Linked DNA regions of Homo sapiens: region 1 is linked to region 2. Evidence: chromatin contacts called from ENCODE Hi-C or POLR2A ChIA-PET data. All regions are on one chromosome and are shown on one strand. The core of a region is the stretch at or near the end of the contact, and the rest is flanking DNA. Distances in the headings are between cores, read along the strand shown. Region 1 has its middle 21 kb from the start of FAM110A. Region 2 holds the start of SLC52A3 (solute carrier family 52 member 3).

What was found. A loop is a pair of places that touch in the nucleus more often than their neighbours do. ChIA-PET counts read pairs that join two places held with the same protein, here RNA polymerase II (POLR2A). Pooled maps may share reads with other maps.
Region 1: POLR2A ChIA-PET joins it to region 2 with 13 read pairs in activated CD4-positive, alpha-beta T cell. The contact joins the enhancer-like site here to the promoter of SLC52A3 in region 2. A Hi-C loop is called at or near these places in 3 of 50 pooled maps. POLR2A ChIA-PET finds 5 or more read pairs at or near these places in 4 of 52 experiments (MCF 10A, RWPE1, T-cell and 1 more).

What each region holds. Positions count from the first base shown.
Region 1 is chr20:810,174-815,032 of GRCh38, reverse strand. No RefSeq gene overlaps it. Among named protein-coding and RNA genes, the nearest start is that of FAM110A, 21 kb to the left of the region's middle. Within about 2 kb of position 2,476, at least 2 of the 41 ENCODE cell types and tissues checked have a DNase peak (open chromatin) inside an H3K27ac peak, as active enhancers do.
Region 2 is chr20:767,143-771,604 of GRCh38, reverse strand. SLC52A3 (solute carrier family 52 member 3) reads left to right here and starts at 3,105. Exons shown (of 5, transcript NM_033409.4): 1 at 3,105-3,308. RefSeq lists an enhancer at 2,431-2,930.

The DNA of each region.
Region 1 (4,859 bases), core at 1,227-3,726, 44 kb before region 2:
CCTGACATAGAGCTGACGATAAATATCTGTTGAACAAAGGAATGAATTCAAATGAATGAGTGAAGCCAATGAATGAGTGTCTCAATGTACAGAACACAGAAAGATCTGTAAGACATATAAGAGGAGAAAGGAAGCTGCAAAGTGATGTGTGTGGTGTGCTCCCCTGCATAAATAACATGGGTGGAATGCTGTTCTGTAAACCTAAGGCCGGGCTCAGTAGCTCACGCATGTAATTCCAGAACTTTGGGAGGCCAAGGCAGGCAGATTGCTTGAGCTCAGGAGTTCAGGATCAGCCTGAGCAACATGGCAAAACCCCATCTGCACTAAAAATATAAAAATAGTAGCCCAGCGTGGTGGTGCACATCTGTGGTCCCAACTACTCAGGAGGCTGAGGTGGCAGGATCACTTGACTCTGGGAGGCAGAGGTTGCAGTGAGCTAACATCGTGCCACTGCACTCCAGCCTGGGCAAGAGGTGACAATGAGACCCTGTCTCAAAAATAAATAAATAAATAAATAAATAAATAAAAATAAACTTATAATCGCTCAAAAAAATAAAGTATATTAAATAAATAGCAACAGGCCGGGCACGGTGGCTCACGCCTGTAATCCCAGCACTTTGGGAGGCCAAGGCGGGTGGATCACCTGAGGTCAGGAGTTTGAGACCAGCCTGACCAACATGGTGAAACCCCATTTCTACTAAAACCACAAAAATTAGCTGGGCATGGTAGTGCACACCTGTAATCCCAGCTACTCGGGAGGCTGAGACAGGAGAATCACTTGAACCCAGGAGGCAGAGGTTGTGGTGAGCCGAGATCGCGCCATTACACTCCCGCCTGGGTGACAAGAACAAAACTCCATCTCAAAATAAAAATAAAAATAAAACAAACAAATAAACAACAACAAAGTTTATAAACATTTCTGGAGATTACAAGGAAGGGAGAAATACATTGGTTTGGGGTTCATTCATTGATGTATGCAACAAGCATTTCTTAGGCTCCCAATATATACTGTTTGTATTAGATAAAGATATAAGGATAGGTTTCTTTGGAAAAGGTGGCATTTGAGACTGGCTTTGAAATATGGATCAGATCCTGCCAGAAAGAGACAGGCAGAAAGGATATTCTAATGGAAGGATCAGTATGGAAATTTTGGTGGCTCAGACGTACTACAAATACTTACAGAATTATTACCAGAAAGGGGTACCAAACCAGACCCCAAGACAGGGTTTCTGGACCTCACACAAGAAGGAATTTGGGGTGAATCCATAGAGTAAAGTGAAAGCAAGTTTATTTAAGAAAGTAAAGGAATAAAATAATGGCTACTCCATAGGCAGGGCAGTGGCATGGGCTGCTCAGCTGAACATACTTATAGTTACTCCTTGATCGTATGCTAAACAAGGGGTGGATTATTCATTGTTTTACCAGGAAAGGGATGGGCAATTCCCAGAACTGAGGGTTCGTCCCCTTTTTAGACCATGTAGGGTAACTTCCTGACGTTGCCATGGCATTGGTAAATTCTCATGGTGCTGGTGGGAGTGTCTTTTAGCATGCGAATGCATTATAATTCCTATATAATGAGCAGTGAGGACGAATCGAGGTCACTTTCATCCCCATCGTAGTTTTGGTGGATTTTGGCCGGCTTCTTTTACTGCATCCTGTTTTATCAGCAGGGTCTTTGTGACCTGTACTTGTGATACCAGTCCTGCCAAACTCCTATCCCATCCTGTGACTAAGAATGTCTGACCTTCTGGGAAAGCAGTTCAGTGGGTCTCAGCCTTATTTTACCCAGCCCCTATTCAAGATGGAGTTGCCCTGGTTGGAAGGCTTCTGACAGAATGGTAAGCAGTTCTGGTTGTAAGTAGCAAAGCCTAAAGTACAAGAAAAACATGGGCCAGGCATGGTGGCTCATTCATATGATCCCAGTAATTTGGGAGGCTGAGGTAGGTGGATCACTTGAGGTCAGGAGTTCGAGACCAGCCTGGCCAAGATGGTGAAACCCGTCTCTACTGAAAATACAAAAATTAGCTGGGCGTCATGGTGCATGCCTGTAATCCCAGCTGCTCGGGAGGCTGAGGCACGAGAATCACTTGAACCTGGGAGGCAGAGTTTGCAGTGAGCTGAGATTACGCCACTGCACTCCAGCCTGGGCAACAAAGCGAGACTCCATCTCAAAAAAGAAAAGAAAGAAAGAAAGAAAGAACACGTGAGAAAGTGTGGGGAAAAGAAAGAGAAATCAGATTGTTACTGTGTCTATGTAGAAAAGGAAACATAAGAAACTCCATTTTGATCTGTATTAAGAAAAATTGTTTCTGCTTTGAGATGCTGTTAACTTGTAACTTTATCCCCAACCCTGTGCTCACAGAAACATGTGCTGTATTGGATCAAAGTTTAATGGATTTAGGACTGTGCAGGATGTGCCTTGTTAATATGTTTGCAGGCAGTATGCTTGGTAAAAGTCATCGCCATTCTCCATTCTCTGTTAACCAAGGACACAATGCACTGTGGAAAGCCACAGGGACCTCTGCCCAAGAAAGCCTGGGTATTGTCCAACGTTTCCCCCAACTGAGACAGCCTGAGATATGGCCTCATGGGAAAGGAAAGACCTTACCATCCCCCAGCCCGACACCCATAAAGGGTCTGTGCTGAGGAGGAGGAGTGAAAGAGGGAGGCCTCTTTGCAGTTGAGATAAGAGGAAGGCTTCTCTGCTCATCCCTGGGAATGGAATGTCTCTGTGTAAAGCCGACCATTCCCATTCATTCTATTCTGAGATAGGAGAAAACCGCCCTGTGGCTGGAGGCGAGATATGCTGGCAGCAATACTGCTCTGTTGCTCTTTGCTACACTGAGATACTTGGGTAAAGAGAAACATAAATCTAGCCTTCGTGCACATCCGGGCACAGTATCTTTCCTTGAACTTACTCATGATACAGATTCCTTTGCTCACATGTTTCCCTGCTGACCTTCTCCCCACCTGTTGCCCTGCTACACTCCCCTTGCTAAGATAGTAAAGATCATGATCAATAAATACTGAGGGAACTCAGAGGCTGGCGCCGGTGCGGGTCCTTCGTATGCTGAGCGCCAGTGCCCTGGGCCCACTGTTCTTTCTCTGTACTTTGTCCCTGTGTCTATTTCTTTTCTCAGTCTCTCATCCCACCTGACGAGAAATACCCACAGGTGTGAAGGGGCTGGCCCCCTTCAATAAAGCTGTCACGGTTTATTGGTCCCAGTTGAGAAAGGAATTATATGTGAGGTTTAAGTAGTTTTCTTAACTTGGTAAGCAACAGGGAGTCTTTGAAGGTTGATATTAAGAATGTATTCTTAAATTTAAAATTAAAATAATATAAGACCAGGCACGGTGGCTCACACCTGTAATCCCAGCACTTTGGGAGGCTGAGGCAGGCAGAACACTTGAGGCCAGGATTTCGAGACCAGCCTGGTCAACATGGCAAAACCCTGTCTCTACTAAAAATACAAAAATTAGCCAGGCATGGTGGCGGATGCCTGTAATCCCAGCTACTCAGGTGGCTGAGGCAGGAGAATCACTTGAACCTGGGAGGCAGAAGTTGCAGTGAGCCAAGATCACACCACCGCACTCCAGCCTGGGCGATAAGAGCGAGACTCCATCTAAAAAAAAAAAATTAATTTAATTTAATTAAAATTAAAATTAAAATAATATAAGAGGCCCCTGTGAGACTATGACCTGCAGTGAGACCACAGCATCAGGGCTGTGGGTCTGACCTAAGGAGGAACTTCCTGCTGTGGTTTGGAGGGGAGCATCCCTGGGAGTCAGGGATTGGGGACAGGAGAGGCCTCCCTACTAGGGGCCTGATGGAGAACAAGCAATCCCTACTAGACCTCCAGCTCCCCTAAGGAGCAAGTTCTTGTGTCCCTGAGCCCTGACAACCCAAAATAATCAAAAGTGGCTGCCCAGCGAGGTGTCAGAGCCTCAGCATTGGAAAGTGGTCCACTCGTGGATTAGTAAGGAGAATTTACTGCTGGGCATGGTGGCTCATACCTATAATCCCAGCACTTTGGGAGGCCAAGGCAGGTGGATCATTTGAGGTCAGGAGTTCAAAACCAGCCTGGCCAACATGGTGAAACCTCATCTCTACTAAAAATACAAAAATTAGCTGGACGTGGTGGTGGACGTCTGTAATCCCAGCTACTCTGGAGGCTGAGGCAGGAGACTCACTTGAGCCCAGGAGGTGGAGGTTGCAGTGAGCCAAGATCATGCTACTGCACTCCAGCCTGGGCAACAAAGTGAGATTCCGTTTCAAAAAAACAAAAAAAGAAGAAGAATTTATGGATAATAGTATTGGTTTGAAAAAAGGAAAGTTTTATTAGAAAGAAAGAACTCTGTAGAAGAGTGCAGGCAAGAATCTCAGCAAGATAGGATGGAGAGTGCCAAGGTGGATTTTTCCTCAGGGGCATTTATGCACCTTAAAGCAGGAGCTTAAGGATAATTTGGTCCACATTAGCCACATAGGTCACGCTAAATGATTACATTTGTAGACATTTTCCTGCCTTGATGTCAGCAAGGGTTGCATAATGAGTTTCAATATGCATGCATTCCAGAGATGTTTAGAAATGCTACTTACTGCAAATCAAGAGTTATCTGAGACAAGTCTCAATCAATTTAGAAAATTTATTCTACCAAGGTCAAGGACACACCAGTGACACAGCCATAGGAGGTCCTGATAACATGTGCCCAAGGTAGTTGGGGCACAGCTAGGTTTTATACATTTTAGGGAGACATGAGACATCAGTCAGCAAATACGTAAGATGTACATCAATTCCATCCAGAAAGGTGAGACAACCTGAAGTGGGGAGGGGTTTTCCAGGTCATAGGTAGATAAAGGA
Region 2 (4,462 bases), core at 1,856-4,355:
GATCAAATCCTGGTTGGGACAGGACCTAAGTTTCAGAGTCAGAAAGTAGGTGGTAAAGGAGATAAATGTATTCATTAGTTTTTGGTTACTATAATCTTTCAATATATATCCTGGAATGTGTATCTCTGTGCACTTAGTATGGAGTAGTTTTTGTCTGTTTGTTTCTTTTAGTTTTTTGAGACAAGAGTCTTGCTTTGTCGCCGAGGCTAGAGTGCACTGGCGTGCTCTTGGCTCACTACAACCTCCACATCCCGAGTTCAAGCAATTCTCCTGCTTCAGCCTCCCGAGTAGCTAGAATTACAGGTGCCCACCACCATACCTGGCTAATTTTTTGTGTTTTTGGTAAAGACAGGGTTTTACCATGTTGACCAGTTGGAGGCTGGTCTTGAACTCCTGACCTCAAGTGATCTGCCAACATCAGCCTCCCAAAGTGCTGGAATTATACGAGTGAGCCACTGCACCCAGCCTCTGAGTACTTTTGTTGTACATAAAATAAGAGTGACTTAAACAACATAGAAGTTTCTTTTACAATTTAACAACAACATTAAACAAACAAACAAAACAGTTCAACACAGGCAAAACAGGGCTGGTATGGGTGCTCTCTGCCACAAAATCCCAAAGGAGCCTAGTATGCATCTAACCCCCACCACATGCCTCATAGCACAAAATCGTTGCTGGAGTTCTGGCCATCACATCTGATTCCAGACAGCCAAATGGAGGAAGAGCAGAAGGGCACACTCCCTTATTGTTAACTCTTTCCCTGTTTGCCAGAAGGAATACCCACTTGTGACTGCAGTGTTTACCCCAAGATAACTTTGCCACAAAATACCTCGCTTTTATTATTATTTTTGCCTTGCTCTAGTATATTGACTTTGGAAACAAAAGACATCACTCTATTTGTAGCATTCTGGTTTTAGTCGTGGTATTTCCATTTACAAAACAAAGTAATTCTCGATCGCTGAAAATAGCAAATCCTAGCATTCCTATGTGTGATGTTAACATTGTTCTTGAACAGTTGTTGACCAAAGATTCGTTTGATGAATCCAGTTTTTCTGAAATAGATGAGTCTGATGTTAGTTCTGGTTAGAAATAACTTCAAAAACAGTTTTTACATGTTATTTTCACATTGAAAATCAGTCAGATTTAGGGCTGGGCTTGGTGGCTCACGCCTGCAATCCCAGCACTCTGGGAGGCTGAGGCGTGGGGATCACTTGAACCCAGGAGTTCGAGACCAGCCTGGCAACATGGAGAAACCCCGTCTCTACTAAGAAATATAAAAAATTAGCCGGACATTGTGGTGCACGCCTGTAATCCCAGCTACTAAGGAGACTGAGGCACGAGAACTGCTTGAACTCGGGAGGCGGAGGTTGCTGTGAGCCGAGATCAAGCCACTGTAGTCCAGCCTGGGCTACACAGTAAGACTCTGTCTCAAAAGAAAAAAAAAAAAAACAGCAGTCAGAATCAGATTTGCTTCAGCCTCAAATAGCACGTTTACATAAAATTAAATGAGTGCTGGCAACGAGCTGCACTTTTTTTTCTAAACAGGAAACGGGCTAAGGAGACTACTCAAAGTCGCATTTGAATTCATTGGCCTGTGCTTGATGACATGGCCATGTGCAGCTACAAAGAAGGCTGGGAAATGTAGTCCTTTAGTTGAGTGGCCATTTGTCTAACAAAAACTGCGCCTTTTTTTTATTTTTTCTTTTTTAAGATGGAGTCTCGCTCTGTTGCCCAGGCTGGAGTGCAGTGGCATGATCTCGGCTCACTGCAACCTCCACCTCCCAGGTTGGAGCCGTTCTCCGGCCTCAGCCTCCTGAGTAGCTGGGATTACAGGTGTGCGCCACCATGCTGGGCTAATTTTTGTATTTTTAGTAGAGACGGGGTTTTGCCATGTTGGCCAGGCCAGTCTCGGACTCATGACCTCAAGGGATCCGCCCGCCTCATCCTCCCAAAGTGCTAGGATTACAGACGTGAGCCACCGCGCCTGGCCAATAACTACATGTTTTTGAATGCAACTGATACGTTTGCTGAAATAGTAATCTTATAATGATGGTTCATTGAGCCCTCACTATGTGGCAGGCACAGTTTTAGCACTTTAGTGCATGTTCCTAGCAACAGTTCTGATGTTGGTACTGACAGCCTATAGCTGTTTTGCAAGAGAAGACTCTGAAGCACAGGAGGTTAGGTCACTTGCTCAGCTTGTAAGGGTTGAAGCTGGGATTTGAACCCAGGCAACTGGTTCCAGATGTTACCGCAGGGGAGAGCTCCAAGATGGCCCGAGTCTAGAACAGAGAAAGAGGCCAAAGTGGGGGGCCACTTCTTCCAAAATATTCCTGAGAAGCCAGAAATGCTGAAGGTTGCTTGCCATCCCCTCCACTGCTGATTACAGTAACAAATTGTTAAACACACTGGGCAAACCAAAGTAATATATCTGCTGTCTGGCAGTGGCCAGTGAGTTAACAATTTACAAATCCTAAGCTAAGTCATTGAGAAAGGCCCTTCCACCTTCAAAATGTCAGATTCCCAAGCAGCCCCTGCCCTCAAAAAGCTTCAGTCTCAAGGTATGTGCCTGCATGCACCCACACAAGAACAACCTGAAATGAAGGGGTCATGGGCCCTGGTGAGGACGCCTGAGAAGGTGAGGCAGCCAGAGGTCTCCTGGAGGACGGAGTCTTGTAGAAAGCTTGGATGTGGACAGCAGAGGGGGCTGGTGCTCCAGGCTGGGAGGACAGCACAGGCAAAGGTGTGCCACTGCTGTCTGGGAGCTTCCCCTCCCTCCTTGGGTCCTCTTGGCACGCCTGGAGTGGGCCTCACCTGTGCTATTAGTCAAGTCAGCTTCCTAAGGGAGGGAATGGAGTCTGAGGCCCCCAGAAGGGAGGGGGCAGAGCGGGACTGCTAGGGGATCTGACTGCGTTACACCCCAGGAGTGGCTCCTCCCAGAGAGGAAAAGGAGGTGACCAGAAAGGCCACTGAGCATTGGGTTCGCTCAGTGAAGGTATGAGGAAGGAAGTCCCAGCCCTGTGAGGGAATTCCGTGTGTGGGAACCGTGGGGAGGAGCTGCCAGGATTCAGGAGTTTCCTGGGTGAGGCGTGGCCACAACGGACACTCCTGCTTTGTACTAGAAGGAAGAAGTATGGAGTTAAAGACTGCAGCGTGAACTGAGGAGTCCCGGACAGGCCGCTTGCTGCAGAGGATCCAGTCCAGATCCCAGGAGAGCCCCTCTGCCCCTTCGGACCTCGTCTCCCATCTACAAAACGTGAAGATTGGCCCAGTTAGCGTGTCTCTACAAAAAGGTGCATATACCACTGGTGAGTTCACTTGATACCTAGTAGGGGAATCTTTTCCTTTTTTAAATTTTCATAGTCATGTATTAATTCTCATGTGAATTAGACAAAAATAACGATGTCACCAAACCTGCCATTTCACGATAATGATCAGTAACCCTTAGAGGTGCTTACCCTATGCTGGGACTGTTGGAAACAGCATAAACTCACCAGCATCCTTATATCTCACAACAAACCACGGAGTTCATACTATCACTATCCCCTACTTACAGATGAGGAGATGAGGCAGAGAGAGGCAAAGCCACTTGCCCAGGGTCACCCAGATTGTAAGCAGCAGAGCCAGGGTCAAACTCAAACAGCTGGCTCCAGAGCCTCACTCCTGGCATCTCCCATATTACTGCTCAGACTAAGGATAGATAGAAGAAAGTTGTTAGTAACAGCACAGGTGGGCTGCCACTGGTAGCTGACAAAGGGGTAAACAGATGGCAGAATGGCTCTGGAGGGCTAGAGGAAGTGGTCTCCAAAGGCCACGTAGAGAGTGATATAATTTCAGGAGGAAAAAAAGCCAGATTGAAATCTTATTTCAGGTAACCATATATTTGCATCAGGTAATATGTTTACATGGTTCACAAATCAAAACTCTTATTAAAAGATATACAGAGGCAGGGCCAGGAGCGGTGGCTCATGCCTGTAATCCCAGCACTTTGGGAGGCTGAGGAGGGTGGATCACAAGATCAGGAGATTGAGACCATCCTGGCTAACACGGAGAAACCCCATCTCTAATAAAAATACAAAAAATTAGCTGGGCGTAGTGGTGGGCGCCTGTAGTCCCAGCTACTTGGGAGGCTGAGGCAGGAGAATCACTTGAACCCGGGAGGTAGAGGTTGCAGTGAGCTGAGATTGTGCCACTTCACTCCAGCCTGGTGACAGAGTAAGACTCTGTCACAAGAAAAAAAAAAAAGATATACAGAGGCATCACCAACATCCCTGCAGTCCCTGTGTGTCCTTCAAGGGTTGCTTTGTGCAAGTACAAGCAAAGAAAACATGTTTTTCCTCCTCTTCTATGACCAAAAGGCAGTACACTTTTTCCTGGTTCCATTTACCTGCCTTGATTTTGTTTCAAGATTATTATTATAGCCTGGAGACCTTTCCTTATCAGTCACCAAGATCTGCTTTCC